Regions from separate parts of the Homo sapiens genome. Here regions 2, 3 and 4 are each linked to region 1. Evidence: chromatin contacts called from ENCODE Hi-C or POLR2A ChIA-PET data. All regions are on one chromosome and are shown on one strand. The core of a region is the stretch at or near the end of the contact, and the rest is flanking DNA. Distances in the headings are between cores, read along the strand shown. Region 1 has its middle 46 kb from the start of QPCT. Region 2 overlaps CYP1B1-AS1 (CYP1B1 antisense RNA 1). Region 3 has its middle 20 kb from the start of CYP1B1. Region 4 holds the start of CYP1B1 (cytochrome P450 family 1 subfamily B member 1).

What was found. A loop is a pair of places that touch in the nucleus more often than their neighbours do. ChIA-PET counts read pairs that join two places held with the same protein, here RNA polymerase II (POLR2A). Pooled maps may share reads with other maps.
Region 2: a map of GM12878 shows a loop between it and region 1 (2.7-fold over the local background). The contact joins two enhancer-like sites. A Hi-C loop is called at or near these places in 1 of 168 maps with a recorded cell type or tissue (GM12878), 6 of 37 single-sample maps with no recorded cell type and 4 of 50 pooled maps.
Region 3: a loop to region 1 is called in a pooled map, with 2.8 times the contacts of the local background. The contact joins two enhancer-like sites. A Hi-C loop is called at or near these places in 1 of 37 single-sample maps with no recorded cell type and 3 of 50 pooled maps.
Region 4: a map of GM12878 shows a loop between it and region 1 (3-fold over the local background). The contact joins the promoter of CYP1B1 here to the enhancer-like site in region 1. A Hi-C loop is called at or near these places in 2 of 168 maps with a recorded cell type or tissue (GM12878 and chondrocyte), 4 of 37 single-sample maps with no recorded cell type and 12 of 50 pooled maps. POLR2A ChIA-PET finds 5 or more read pairs at or near these places in 1 of 52 experiments (HEK293).

What each region holds. Positions count from the first base shown.
Region 1 is chr2:37,389,004-37,392,017 of GRCh38, reverse strand. No RefSeq gene overlaps it. Among named protein-coding and RNA genes, the nearest start is that of QPCT, 46 kb to the right of the region's middle. RefSeq lists an enhancer at 1,725-1,914. Within about 2 kb of position 1,442, at least 15 of the 41 ENCODE cell types and tissues checked have a DNase peak (open chromatin) inside an H3K27ac peak, as active enhancers do; they include GM12878, where a contact is called at or near this core.
Region 2 is chr2:38,176,957-38,179,970 of GRCh38, reverse strand. All of the region lies in intron 2 of CYP1B1-AS1 (CYP1B1 antisense RNA 1), which reads right to left. Among named protein-coding and RNA genes, the nearest start is that of CYP1B1-AS1, 47 kb to the right of the region's middle. Within about 2 kb of position 1,629, at least 16 of the 41 ENCODE cell types and tissues checked have a DNase peak (open chromatin) inside an H3K27ac peak, as active enhancers do.
Region 3 is chr2:38,094,891-38,097,904 of GRCh38, reverse strand. No RefSeq gene overlaps it. Among named protein-coding and RNA genes, the nearest start is that of CYP1B1, 20 kb to the right of the region's middle. Within about 2 kb of position 1,529, at least 13 of the 41 ENCODE cell types and tissues checked have a DNase peak (open chromatin) inside an H3K27ac peak, as active enhancers do.
Region 4 is chr2:38,074,901-38,077,914 of GRCh38, reverse strand. It overlaps CYP1B1 (cytochrome P450 family 1 subfamily B member 1), which reads left to right and starts at 1,764. Exons shown (of 3, transcript NM_000104.4): 1 at 1,764-2,135; 2 at 2,526-3,014. The coding sequence starts at 2,527. RefSeq lists silencers at 649-768, 1,679-1,768, cis regulatory regions at 812-841, 1,762-1,769, an enhancer at 743-941 and a promoter at 408-1,783.

The DNA of each region.
Region 1 (3,014 bases), core at 193-2,692:
CTACTAGGGAGGCTGAGACAGGAGAATTGCTTGAATCCAGGGAGCGGAGGTTGCAGTGAGCCGTGATTGCACCACTGCACTCCAGCCTGAGCAACAGAGCGAGATTATGTCTCAATAAAAAGAATGACTCCTATGTTTTGGGCTACAGGAAGGTTGGAGCTACTGCCATCCAACAATGTCTGAAGCAGATTTGTGGGGAGGAGACCAGGAGTTCAGTGGGAACTTGCTGAATCTGACCTTCAAGTAGAACTGTTCAGTAGGCCGTTGTACATACAAGTCTAGAAAACATTTGAGAGCTCCAGGAGTTGCCAACATATACATGGTATTTAAAGACTTGAAGCTGGATGAGGTCAACAATGGACTGAGATGGAGAAATGAAGAGGAACAAGAACTGAGTCTTAGAGCCTTTCAAACTTGACAAGTCTGAAGATGAAGAGGAATCAGCAAAAGACACTGGAAAATAGCCACCAGGGTGTTGGAGGAAAATCCCATACAATTCTAATTTCAGTGGGCACACAGGACAGAACATTCTATTCTCGAATCTTCTTTGGTTCCCTGAACCAATGTAAACAAATTCCATACTTCTGAGTGCTTTTTTCTTTATACCTGATGCCCAACCATTTCAAGCCCTCTCCCTGGGTTTCCTGTATAGCTCTGGTAACAGCCAGAGCCACAGCCGCGACATCATGAAAAGCTCAGATGGGCAGCCTCTTTCCTGCTTTGATACATCCCATGTCCAGAGGAAGAACTGTGGATCTAAACAGAACCCACAGATGGTGGCCTACCTAACACTATCAAAACACAGAAAGAATGAATGCTCAAACAAGCTCCCCGTCAGGGTGTTGTGCTGCTTTCAGGAGCCCAGCAGCATGTAGAAGATGATGTGCAGAACTCGAGGAAGAGGATAGATAGACTTGAGGACCCAGAGCATCCTACAACTTGAGACATGTAGCCCACTACCTCTATGAGGATCCTGCCCTATATCCTTGTGGACCATGTGCTGAAGTTGCCCTTAGGAGGAAGCAATGTCTAGGAATTAACTTCTGAGGTTCTGAGAACACAGAAATATCTTCAAAGCTTCATCTTTACAATTGGATTTACATACTGACTCATGTTTGAAATTCTGCCATTATCAGAGTTTAATCACTTGATTTTAAAATGTTTCTAATCAACTCTGCTGTTCCTTATTCTCAGCTCAAAATGGGAACATAGAGTTTGATAGAGAGGAACCGGGAGAAGAGAGAAGGCATGGGATGATGAGGAGGGAGAAAGTCCCCTCCACTTCTGCCTCACCTCCCAGGAAGGAAACTAGTCCATAACAGGGAGGCAGGAAATGTAACCTCCCACCTGGAGTTTCCCCTGTTGACAGATGGGGGAGGAAGTCATGGGGATGAGTCAGAAACTCTTTGAGGGAGGCTTTGCTTGAGAGCTGCCTATGCAAATTGTCTTGGGCTTCCTTTTCTGCCACAGAGGAAACAGACTAAACCTAAAGGCTTTGCTGGTACACAGAAGCCAAAAGGAGATCAAGTGTGACTATTCCGAGGTCAGGTTTCTCGCTCGATGCCTGAAGGAGGTTCAACACCCCCTCCTTCCTCTGCCTACTCCTTCTGGCCTTCTGCCCTCCACCCAATTCTCTGTCTCACCCACAAATCCTACCCAATGCAGAAAAGTACTCCATACTGTGGTTCTTCATTTCTCTTTATTTCATAACCATATTTCTCATCTCTCTTCCCTGGGACTTCCTCAAATGTCCTTCTTTTGAAGGAGAGAGATGAGGAGGAGGCAAGAGGCATACCTAGGGAATTCCCTGGAGTTCAACTGAAACTTGTTGCAGTTCTGTTTCTAAGTCACCATTTCCCTGAGGGCAGCACTTTCAGAACCTACTGGCAACTGAAGTCTAGATCCCCACTCTGAAGCTCAGAGCCTCCCTTTGGCGGGCCTTGGGAAAGGAGGACAGGCACAGACAGCTTACACCCAGCATCTGGCTCCTGGCTGTGAGCTTGGATCTCTCCCTGCATCTGTTCCCTCGGTGCCTAATTCCAGCCCTGTGGGTAGATTTGGTCTTCAATAGCTGTCTGGTGCTTCAAGCTTTGTTTGTCTAGCTAGAAGCTTCAATTCTTGGTTTTTTGTTTTTTTTTTTTACTTCAAATAACCAGGTACTCCATAATACTTGGAGTGTTCATCTGAAAACTCAAAATGAGTCACTTCGATTTGAAACAGAGATACAGGATTAGCATAATAGAGTGAAAAGGCATGAGACTGGGTGCAAATCCCAAAACCTGACTTCTGGCCCAATCTTCATTATTGTATAAACTTGAACAAGTTGCTAAAGCTCTCTGTATCTGAGTTTGCCCCATCTCCTCCAGGATGAAGCAGGGCAGGCCTTGAATGAGGACAGGGGCCCTGAGAGCTGGAGCTGGGAGGTGTAGATGCTCATGGCAGCCAGTAGAGCCAAGAGGCAGAGGGCAAACCAGGTTCTTAGAGAACACAAAAGGCCCAGACCAAGGATACCAAATCTCTCACCACAATCAAGAGTAAAAGCCAGGAGATACACTGTTACATTTTATATAGGGTAGTTGGAGAAGGCCTGTGATAAAGGGACATTTGAGGCAAGTCCTGAAGCCAGAGAAATAGAAGCTGGATCAGTTCTTGAATATTTGTTTAATCACCAAGTATGTATTAAACCTCTGACACACACAAATATCTCCAAGTTGCTGGGAATACAATGATGAAAAACATAGACATAGTCCTTGCCCTCATGAAACCTACAATTTGATCATGAAAACAGGCTGCCCCCCACCCATAGTAAAACAATATTGTAATGACAAGTTGTGATAAGAAAAAAGAAAGAAATGAGTAGAGTGCTGAGATAGAAATATACAGGGAAGGACCTATTCTGGATAAGAGGATGTGAGGAACAGCCTCTGTGAGAAGGCCAAGAAAGAGACAGCAATGTAAATCGGGACTAAAGGAGAATCCCATGTGGAGGATAAGGATGTCCAGAAGCCTCCCTA
Region 2 (3,014 bases), core at 380-2,879, 790 kb before region 1:
TTATAGAAATAAAATGTGAGAAGACTCCAAAGATACAACATTAGGGGGACTGTAAAGTAAATTAGGATATGTCTACTCAATGATACAGCATGTGCTATTAAAATGATAATTATGAAGATTATGAGAAAACATGGGTGTTTTCTCTCCCACTTTCCAAACTTTTAAAAATTGTCAGTTTAAATTGAATAAAAGATTCTTAAAATTAACTCTTGACATGAAACTGTTGCCAACGGGACTTGCCGATGATTCGTTTGGGAAAGTGAGGGAGAGAGAACTTAAGGATGACTTCTAAATGTTTGCCTTCAATGGGTGAAAATTGCTGCTGTTTACTAGGGAGAACAGAGAGAGGCAAAGATGGACATTGGGAAACCAAGACCTTTGTCTATACTACATTTGAGAAACTTCTTAGACACCCATGTAGTGATATAGAGAAGTCAGTAGGATATAAGAACTTGACCTTAGGGGATAGGTCAGATAAATCAAGATCAGAAATTTTAATTTTGAGAGCCATCGGTATGTAGATGGTATTTAGAGACATGAGACTGAATGAGTCACTTACAAAGAGCTTATAGATGGACAGTACAAGAAGATCTGGGACAGAGCCTGGAGTCATTCCAGGAGAGATCAGAGAAAGAGAAACGAGCAAAAAGGCCTGAGACAATGCAGCCAGTGAGGTCAGAGGAAAAGGGGAGAAAGTGGTGTCATGGAAACTGGGAGAGGAGACAGCTTTAAGAATGAGGAAGTGATCAACTATGTCAAATATTTTCGAAAGTTGAATAAGATGAAGACACAGTGGTGGCCACTGCGTTTGGCAAAAGAGGTTATTCATGACCTTGAAATGAACAGATTCAGGGGCATGGAGAGAAGGAAGTTAACCAGAGTTGGCTGAGCTAAGAAAAGGAGGTGAGGAAGTGGAGCAGTGACTACAGACAATTCTTTGCAGGAAGGCATGCTGTGAAAGAGTTGAGAAATAGGATTGTGTCTGGAGGGAGCAATGATGTGAGAGAATGTTTTTTTTTGGAAAGTAGGCACCAGAACACATCTGCCTTCTCATGGAAATGATCCAGGAGGGAGAGAGAAATTGATCATGTTAGGGAGAGAAGGGTTTATTGCAGGAGGAAAGTCTTTGGGAAGGACAAGGGGATGGTATCCAGAGCACGAGTGGAGAGATTGGTTTTAATGAAATGGACATGCTTGCTCTGCAGATCCCTGGTGTCCATACTAAGAATCTTGGCATACATACCAAGTGCTCAGTAACTCCTTGTTATTACAAATGTCAGTCTCCTTGAGTCACTGAGAGGAATGACTGCTGGCTGGTCCATCTCATTGCTCAAAAGTCAGGCCTTGAATGAGGCATTGGCAATTGATATGGCCCGGACAAAGAAGAAAATGATGTAATGACAGAGAGGTATACCCTTCTCTCCTACAGCCCCGCTCAGACAGGCTATAGTCCTACAAAAGGGGTGTTGATATGATATGCTTAAAAAATGAAAAGATCCCAGTAATTGATGAATAACTGATATGACTGTCTTTAAATTGAGCTCTTCACAGCTCCTGAGAGTGGCCGCCAGGGAAATGGGCAATGTGGAGAAAAACACAACCTCAAAACCTCTGCTATTGTGCAATGAGGATGAAAACCACTCGAACTGCCCAGAAGCAGTCATGTGGTTGAACCCTGAGGAGAAAAGCTCCTAACCAACTTGTTTAGCAACCTAAGAGAACACAAGTTATAGCTGTAGTTCCAGAAAGTGCTGTATTTAAGCTGGGAAGTCACAGCTTTTATCTACATGGAATGTTATTTTTTATCATTAGGCTTCACTGTTGAAACAGAGTAAGCAGATCTTCGTTGGCAAATAGCTCATGAAAAATATGTCTATGTCTTCAAAAGCGTAGTTTAAAAAGAAGAATTTCTACAAAAACCCCGAAATTTTCACTTGATTTCTTAATCAATACAAAACCTAGGTAACCCAATACAAATTTAGAATTAAAACAAATGTGGATCAGGCAGGATTCTTAGTTGCAAACATCAGAAGCCACTTCTAACAGATTCCTGCAGAAAAATAGTTTGTTAAAAGAATAGTGGCATAGTGGAAATAACCCTGATGTCCATTTAAATAAAATACACTGTGATGTAGTGATACCATGAAATCTGACAATGAAAAAAGAACAAAACACCAATACAAACAACAACATGAATATATCCCACAGATGTAATATTGAATCAAAGAATCTATGCAGCATGTATTGAGTATGAACTGTATATTTCCATCTATATAAAGTTCAGAAAAAGGCAAAACAAACCTATGGTGCTGGTCTCAGGATAGTGGTTACATTTCAGTGGTAAGGGTGGTAAAAGGGGCTATAAGGAGGGATTTGGGGTGCTGGCTACATAGGTGTGCTCACTTTGGAAAATTCATTGACCTGAGTACTTTTGATATGTGCTTTTTTTCCTCTATGTATGTCTTCATGAAAGTCACACAGGAGAAATCAACCCGAGAGCTATTAGGTAGGTCAAAATGTCACCCAAGTGCTGGAAATGCAGATTTGGGATGTTAGAGTCAAGCAGGCTTCTCAAATCTGGCATAGAACTTGAGTGAGCACATCTCCGAGCCACACTAGATGCTGTTGTTTGTTCTGTGGACCCTCTGCCTGGGATACACACATATCACAAGCAGACATCCAATTATAAATGCACTTATTTGTTTTCTGTCTCCCCAGCTAGAATGCGAGCTCTCTGCTGGAACACAGTAGGTACTCAACAAATATTTATTGAATGCAGTTGCTTTGTTCATAACTGAGCAGAACTCTCCTTCTCACGAATGCGTTCTTTCTTTAGGTATAGTAATCTCGTCAGTCAGGGTCCAGTCAAATCTTGCTATCCTAGGAACACATTTGTTATTTAAAGTGGTTTCCTGTATTTCTTCTCTGATTCATTCTTAAAAGGCAATCTAATTTCTTGAGGTTCCAAGTTCATAGCACAGGGGTCATCCCATGGTAACCCCTGCATACTCACA
Region 3 (3,014 bases), core at 280-2,779, 710 kb before region 1:
ACCACCCTAACTAGGTTTCCTTTGGGGACTGGGGCTAGCACTGCTCATCTCAGATTGTGAACGTCTATCCTAAACCCATGCAGCATTCTTATCCTATTGTGATGAAATCCACAGGGTTCAAAAGTTAATTCTTCCATGAATGTGTACCAGGTGCTGGGGAAGGCTGGGAAGGAGAGGCTGGGTGGTACAGATGACAGAGTTCCTGAGGGTCTAGTTGAGCAAAGATATATTGAATACAAAACCAAAAATAACAGCATGAAGTCAATGGAATAATAGTGTGAAGTGCTCAAGGGAGCCCAGAAGAGAAAACTGTCCCATAATGGAAAGAGGAGGGTAAAAGGAAGGGAGTTTCACAGCAGACAAGGAGAAGGGGCATTTTTGGCTGAGGAAACAGCCTTGAAATGTAGGCTATACTTAGAGACCATTTAGCAGTCTGGCGTGGCTAGGGGGGAAATTTGATAATTCCATGGGGAATGAGACAGACACAGAATGTCTACCCCAAATCCTACCATCTGGGGGCCTAGAATCCTTCTTTGCTTCATGTCAGTAAGGCCAAGAAAAGTACTTTTAAAGAAGAATTTTAAAAGATTTGCATGGCTAGTGAAATCTTTGGGATTGTAGGAAGAAATCACAATAATAATTAAAATTATTATAACTATTATTTTGTCAAACTCCAAGTGATTTAAGACATACATAGTATTTTATAGCTGAAGGAACTTCAAAGACCATTTCATCCAGCCTGCTTATTTTACAGATGAGGAAATTGAGGCCCAGAGAAAAGTTCCTTGCTGCAAATCCACTGCTAGTTGGGAACAAAGCTAGGCTGGAGCACAGATCTCTTGCTTCCTAAGCCAGATCGCTTGCCACGAAAATGTGCCAATCTGTGCACCCCCACTACCGATTTGTCCTGTTTCTCAGAGAAGAAAAAACAATGGTTAGAGTTTAAGAGGTTTCCCTGAAGTCACCCAACTCCTGGTGGCTCAGATGGGACTCAAACCCGGGATGTTGGGGACATGTAGCCAACACTCTCCTGTAAACATTCTTACTAAAACTAAACCCATTCACGAGGGATGAAGTGTGAGACAGAAGAGTGAGTGTGGTGATTAGAGCCCCCCAACCCACGTATCTCCAGTCATGACCTGAGTAAGAAATACAGGGGCTGAAAGAGGTCTGCTTTGCCTCAGCTACCACCAGCCTAACCACGCACGGCTAAGCCTCAAGGAGTTCTCCTTCTTCACTAAGGGCTTAGCTGCAATGTGGTTTAAATTAGACATTTCTTGCCTGAGTAGAACAAATCACTTAGGTTATACGCTGACAAAAAAGGAACAGTCTGCATGCTTGGAAAGCTTAGGGGGAATTAAATTATGTGCTGTCACTTCAGAGTTGTTCCTCTGTCCTGTACACCACCACCTCTCAATTGCCTGCAGGAGCTGCAGGGCCTTGCGTGCAAGCTGTGCCATAACCCAAGGCTTAACATAAACTTCGGGCTCTCAGGTCATTGGGAAATAACAGGTATATCCGGTTGTGCCTTTTGTGCTTGTCTGCACGCAAATTAAAAGCTCGTGCTATGCTGAACTCCTTGGAGCCTCTGGTTACAGAGAAGGGAGGATGCCTTAGAATGGAATTTTCACACAATTGTCCTGTTTGTTTTTCCAGGGAATTGGGTGATAGTGTGTGTTTGTAAGAAGTTCACACCTCTGGGAGGCTGAGCTCAGAAGGGGCGGGATGTGGAGGTGGCCATGTGCCAGGCGACCCTCTAGGGAGCAGGGCTCCAAAGGACCCCACGTCTGAACTTTGAAGGGACGGTAGTGCTTACGGGGGCGGCGGGGAAGGGCGGGGTTTGCGCAGATCTCAGACTTCCTGGCTAGTAGCAACAATGCCAAGTGCAGAGCTAGGTGGGGAGGGGTGCAGGAAGGGATCTGAAAGCTTGGGGGCCATGTACTCAGGCTGTCACCTCCCTAAGGGAGGCTCCTCACCTCCCTAAGTTTTGTGATGCCCCCACTACAGTTCAGCCCTGAACCCTCCAGATGGCTGATTGGAGTAGGAATGAAGCGTCCACTCCGTCTTCATGTTTCTTCCCATGGGACACAATAATATTCCCTTCGCTGTGACTACAGCCTCCCCCCAGTTAAGTAGGAGAAATCTATGCCTACTGCACTCCAACTGTGAGATTTCCTCTGGCAGGAGTTTGCCTAGCTGGTGCAGCTGGGAAGCAGCAGAGAGTTTTTGCAGCCCGGCGGAACTGAATTCAAATTTCAGCTCAACCAACATAGTGTGTGTGACCTTGATTGATAATTCCAACTCTTCCTGCCTTGCTTTATTTGTCTGTAAAAAAGGGATGAGGGCAATGGTTATCTCAAAGGGTTGGCTGTGTGGGATTAATGAAATGATTTCTGTCAAGTGCTTGGCACATTGCCTGGCTCAAAATGCTCCATATATGGCAGTTCTTACATATATGACAGTACATTATTATTGTTACCATTGGTTTAATTGGCAGAGCTGCGATCCAAAAATTTCAGACTGTGGCTCGATCCTGGGCTTCGATTTCAGGCTGTGGCTAAGAAGCCCTCCTGGCTTCACACCTAACCAGGATCCACATGCCTCTTCCACTGAGCTGGGCTCTCCCAGCTTCCTGACTCAGGCACTACCTCGTCTCCGGGCCGCAGGGGTTTGGGCATCATTCTGTCTGCCTCTTCTTCCTCCTCCTTCCTGGGGCTAAGGTACATCATCTGGGCAGGTAGCTGTCTTGGGAAGATGACATCTTTCTAGCCAGACACCTGGTGGTGGCAACTCTGCAATAGTTTAGAGGGTTGCAGTGGTGTTTCAATGCGCCCACACTTGTCTCAGGGCTATTCTCTTAAAATCAGTAACTGGGACATTATTTTTTCTGAAATCCACCGCACCCTCACCTACTTCCTACGCCAAGACAATAGCCCATTTAGATTTTTCTTGGATGAAGAGACATTCACACACACACACACACACACACACACACACACACACACAAACAAAAA
Region 4 (3,014 bases), core at 515-3,014, 690 kb before region 1:
GTTTCGCCATGTTGGCCAGGCTGGTCTCGAACTCCTGACCTCAAGTGATCCGCCCGCTTAAGCCTCCCAAAGTGCTGGGATTACAGGCGTGAGCCACTGCGCCTAGCCCCACGTGCATTTTTTTTTTTAAGGGAGGCAGGAAAGAAGGCATTTGGGCCTCTTATCTGCAATTTTCTTCCGTGTAAACTTATGTGAAGGATCTGGAGTGGGACTTGGTGGCTTCAAGCCCTGGCTCCACTTCTTGATGGCTGCGCGACCTGGGTTAAGTCACGCAACCTCTCTGAACCCTAGTTTATTCATCTGTAAACAGGTCAATAATAGCACGAGATTCGCAGCGCGAGTGGAGCTCAAAGTGCAGGGTTGTCCCTGGTGAACCTATCACTTTTATATTTATCCTTTGATGAAGCCAGTACAATTCCTACCTGGTTAACCAGATACATCCCACCTCTTCCCTCGAGTTCGCCCTTCCCCCCGCCTCGTGAAGTCCTTGTTCTCTTAGCTGTCTTGAAAATCCTATGCATCAGCATGTAGGAAAGGGCGCGCCAGGCGGGGGAAGCCACCCCCGCCCAAGCGCCTCCGGCTTCCCTTATAAAGGGAGGGCCCCCTTCGCGACCGCAAGCGCGCCCAGGAAGACCACAGAGCCGCCGGTGCGCAGCGAGGTGGCGATACGCGCCCGGGCTCGGCCTGCGGGTGGTGGCCCAAGCGTCCGCCTCGCTGGCCTGGCAGGCGCGACTGTGCGTGCGCAGCCGAGGGTGGTGGCGGCCGGCACCCCACGCCAAGGGTGGTGGTGGCCGGCACCCCACCCTCGGCCGCCGCCTCCGCGTGTCAGGTGCCGTGAGAAGCGCGGGAGGAGCGGCCGCAGGCAGCGCCCAGGGATATGACTGGAGCCGACTTTCCAGAAGCGGCGCACGCAAAGCCCAGCTCCGCACGCAAAGGGGAGGCGACAGCAGAAACTTCAACCCGATAAAGTTCGCCGGAGCGCGGAGATTCGCCTCCTCCTGCCACTCTCCGCCCCGCTCGGGTCCCGCCCCGCTAGCTCCCCCAGGCCCCCCCAGTCGCCCCAGCTTGGCTCCCCGCCCTGCGCCAACGGCTTCCATCGCAGCCTGGGCGGCCCCGCGCCCACCAGCGGGCGGCGCCACCTGGAGTGGCCTCTACGCGGGAAATCTCAGGGCCAGCTGCGCCCCAGGAGCCTTTGTGTGCCCAAGCACTGTCGGGGCCCCGGGGCGGGGGAGCGGCTACTTTTAGGGATTCCTGATCTCGCCGCAAGAACTGGAAAAAATTTAGCATGCCAAAGAGCCTCCACTGAGGTGGCAATTTGTTTGCGAGAACCTAAGATAAAATTTAAACAACCAACCAGGGGCGCTGTGAGGCAAACCGCTGCCACTACACTGGCTTTCCGGGAAGCAAGCTCAAGTCGCGGAGAGGGAAGGGAGGTCGTGCGCTCGGGGCGGGGCGCGCTCCCAAGTCGAGCGCAGCGGCCGGGGCAGGTTGTACCGAGCGTGGTTCTGGGGACACCGTGCGGCCTCGATTGGAGGTGGCTGTGATGAAGCGCGGTTACCGCACAATGGAAACGTGGGCACCTCCGCTCCCATGAAAGCCTGCTGGTAGAGCTCCGAGGCCGGCCGGTGCGCCTGGACGGGAGTCCGGGTCAAAGCGGCCTGGTGTGCGGCGCGCCCCGCCCCCCGCAGGCCCCGCCCTGCCAGGTCGCGCTGCCCTCCTTCTACCCAGTCCTTAAAACCCGGAGGAGCGGGATGGCGCGCTTTGACTCTGGAGTGGGAGTGGGAGCGAGCGCTTCTGCGACTCCAGTTGTGAGAGCCGCAAGGGCATGGGAATTGACGCCACTCACCGACCCCCAGTCTCAATCTCAACGCTGTGAGGAAACCTCGACTTTGCCAGGTCCCCAAGGGCAGCGGGGCTCGGCGAGCGAGGCACCCTTCTCCGTCCCCATCCCAATCCAAGCGCTCCTGGCACTGACGACGCCAAGAGACTCGAGTGGGAGTTAAAGCTTCCAGTGAGGGCAGCAGGTGTCCAGGCCGGGCCTGCGGGTTCCTGTTGACGTCTTGCCCTAGGCAAAGGTCCCAGTTCCTTCTCGGAGCCGGCTGTCCCGCGCCACTGGAAACCGCACCTCCCCGCAGGTCAGTCTGTCTGCCGAGGCGCTGCCCGGCGACCTCTTCAGATGGATTATTACAGGTAGCGGGTGGCGTGGTAGGTACTTTAAAGGAAATCAAGCGCCACCGCCTCGATGCCCGCAGCGTTGTCCCCAGATTGCAGGAACCGTTACGCGCCTTGCGGGGAGGGGAAGGGTTTGGCGCTGGGTTACAGCGAGGTGGAAACACGCCCCTTCTCTTCTCCAAGGGAGAGTGGGTTGGGGATGGGAAGGGGCGTCTTCGGCCATTTCTCCAGAGAGTCAGCTCCGACCTCTCCACCCAACGGCACTCAGTCCCCAGAGGCTGGGGTAGGGGCGTGGGGCGCCCGCTCCTGTCTCTGCACCCCTGAGTGTCACGCCTTCTCCTCTCTGTCCCCAGCATGGGCACCAGCCTCAGCCCGAACGACCCTTGGCCGCTAAACCCGCTGTCCATCCAGCAGACCACGCTCCTGCTACTCCTGTCGGTGCTGGCCACTGTGCATGTGGGCCAGCGGCTGCTGAGGCAACGGAGGCGGCAGCTCCGGTCCGCGCCCCCGGGCCCGTTTGCGTGGCCACTGATCGGAAACGCGGCGGCGGTGGGCCAGGCGGCTCACCTCTCGTTCGCTCGCCTGGCGCGGCGCTACGGCGACGTTTTCCAGATCCGCCTGGGCAGCTGCCCCATAGTGGTGCTGAATGGCGAGCGCGCCATCCACCAGGCCCTGGTGCAGCAGGGCTCGGCCTTCGCCGACCGGCCGGCCTTCGCCTCCTTCCGTGTGGTGTCCGGCGGCCGCAGCATGGCTTTCGGCCACTACTCGGAGCACTGGAAGGTGCAGCGGCGCGCAGCCCACAGCATGATGCGCAACTTCTTCACGCGCCAGCCGCGCAGCCG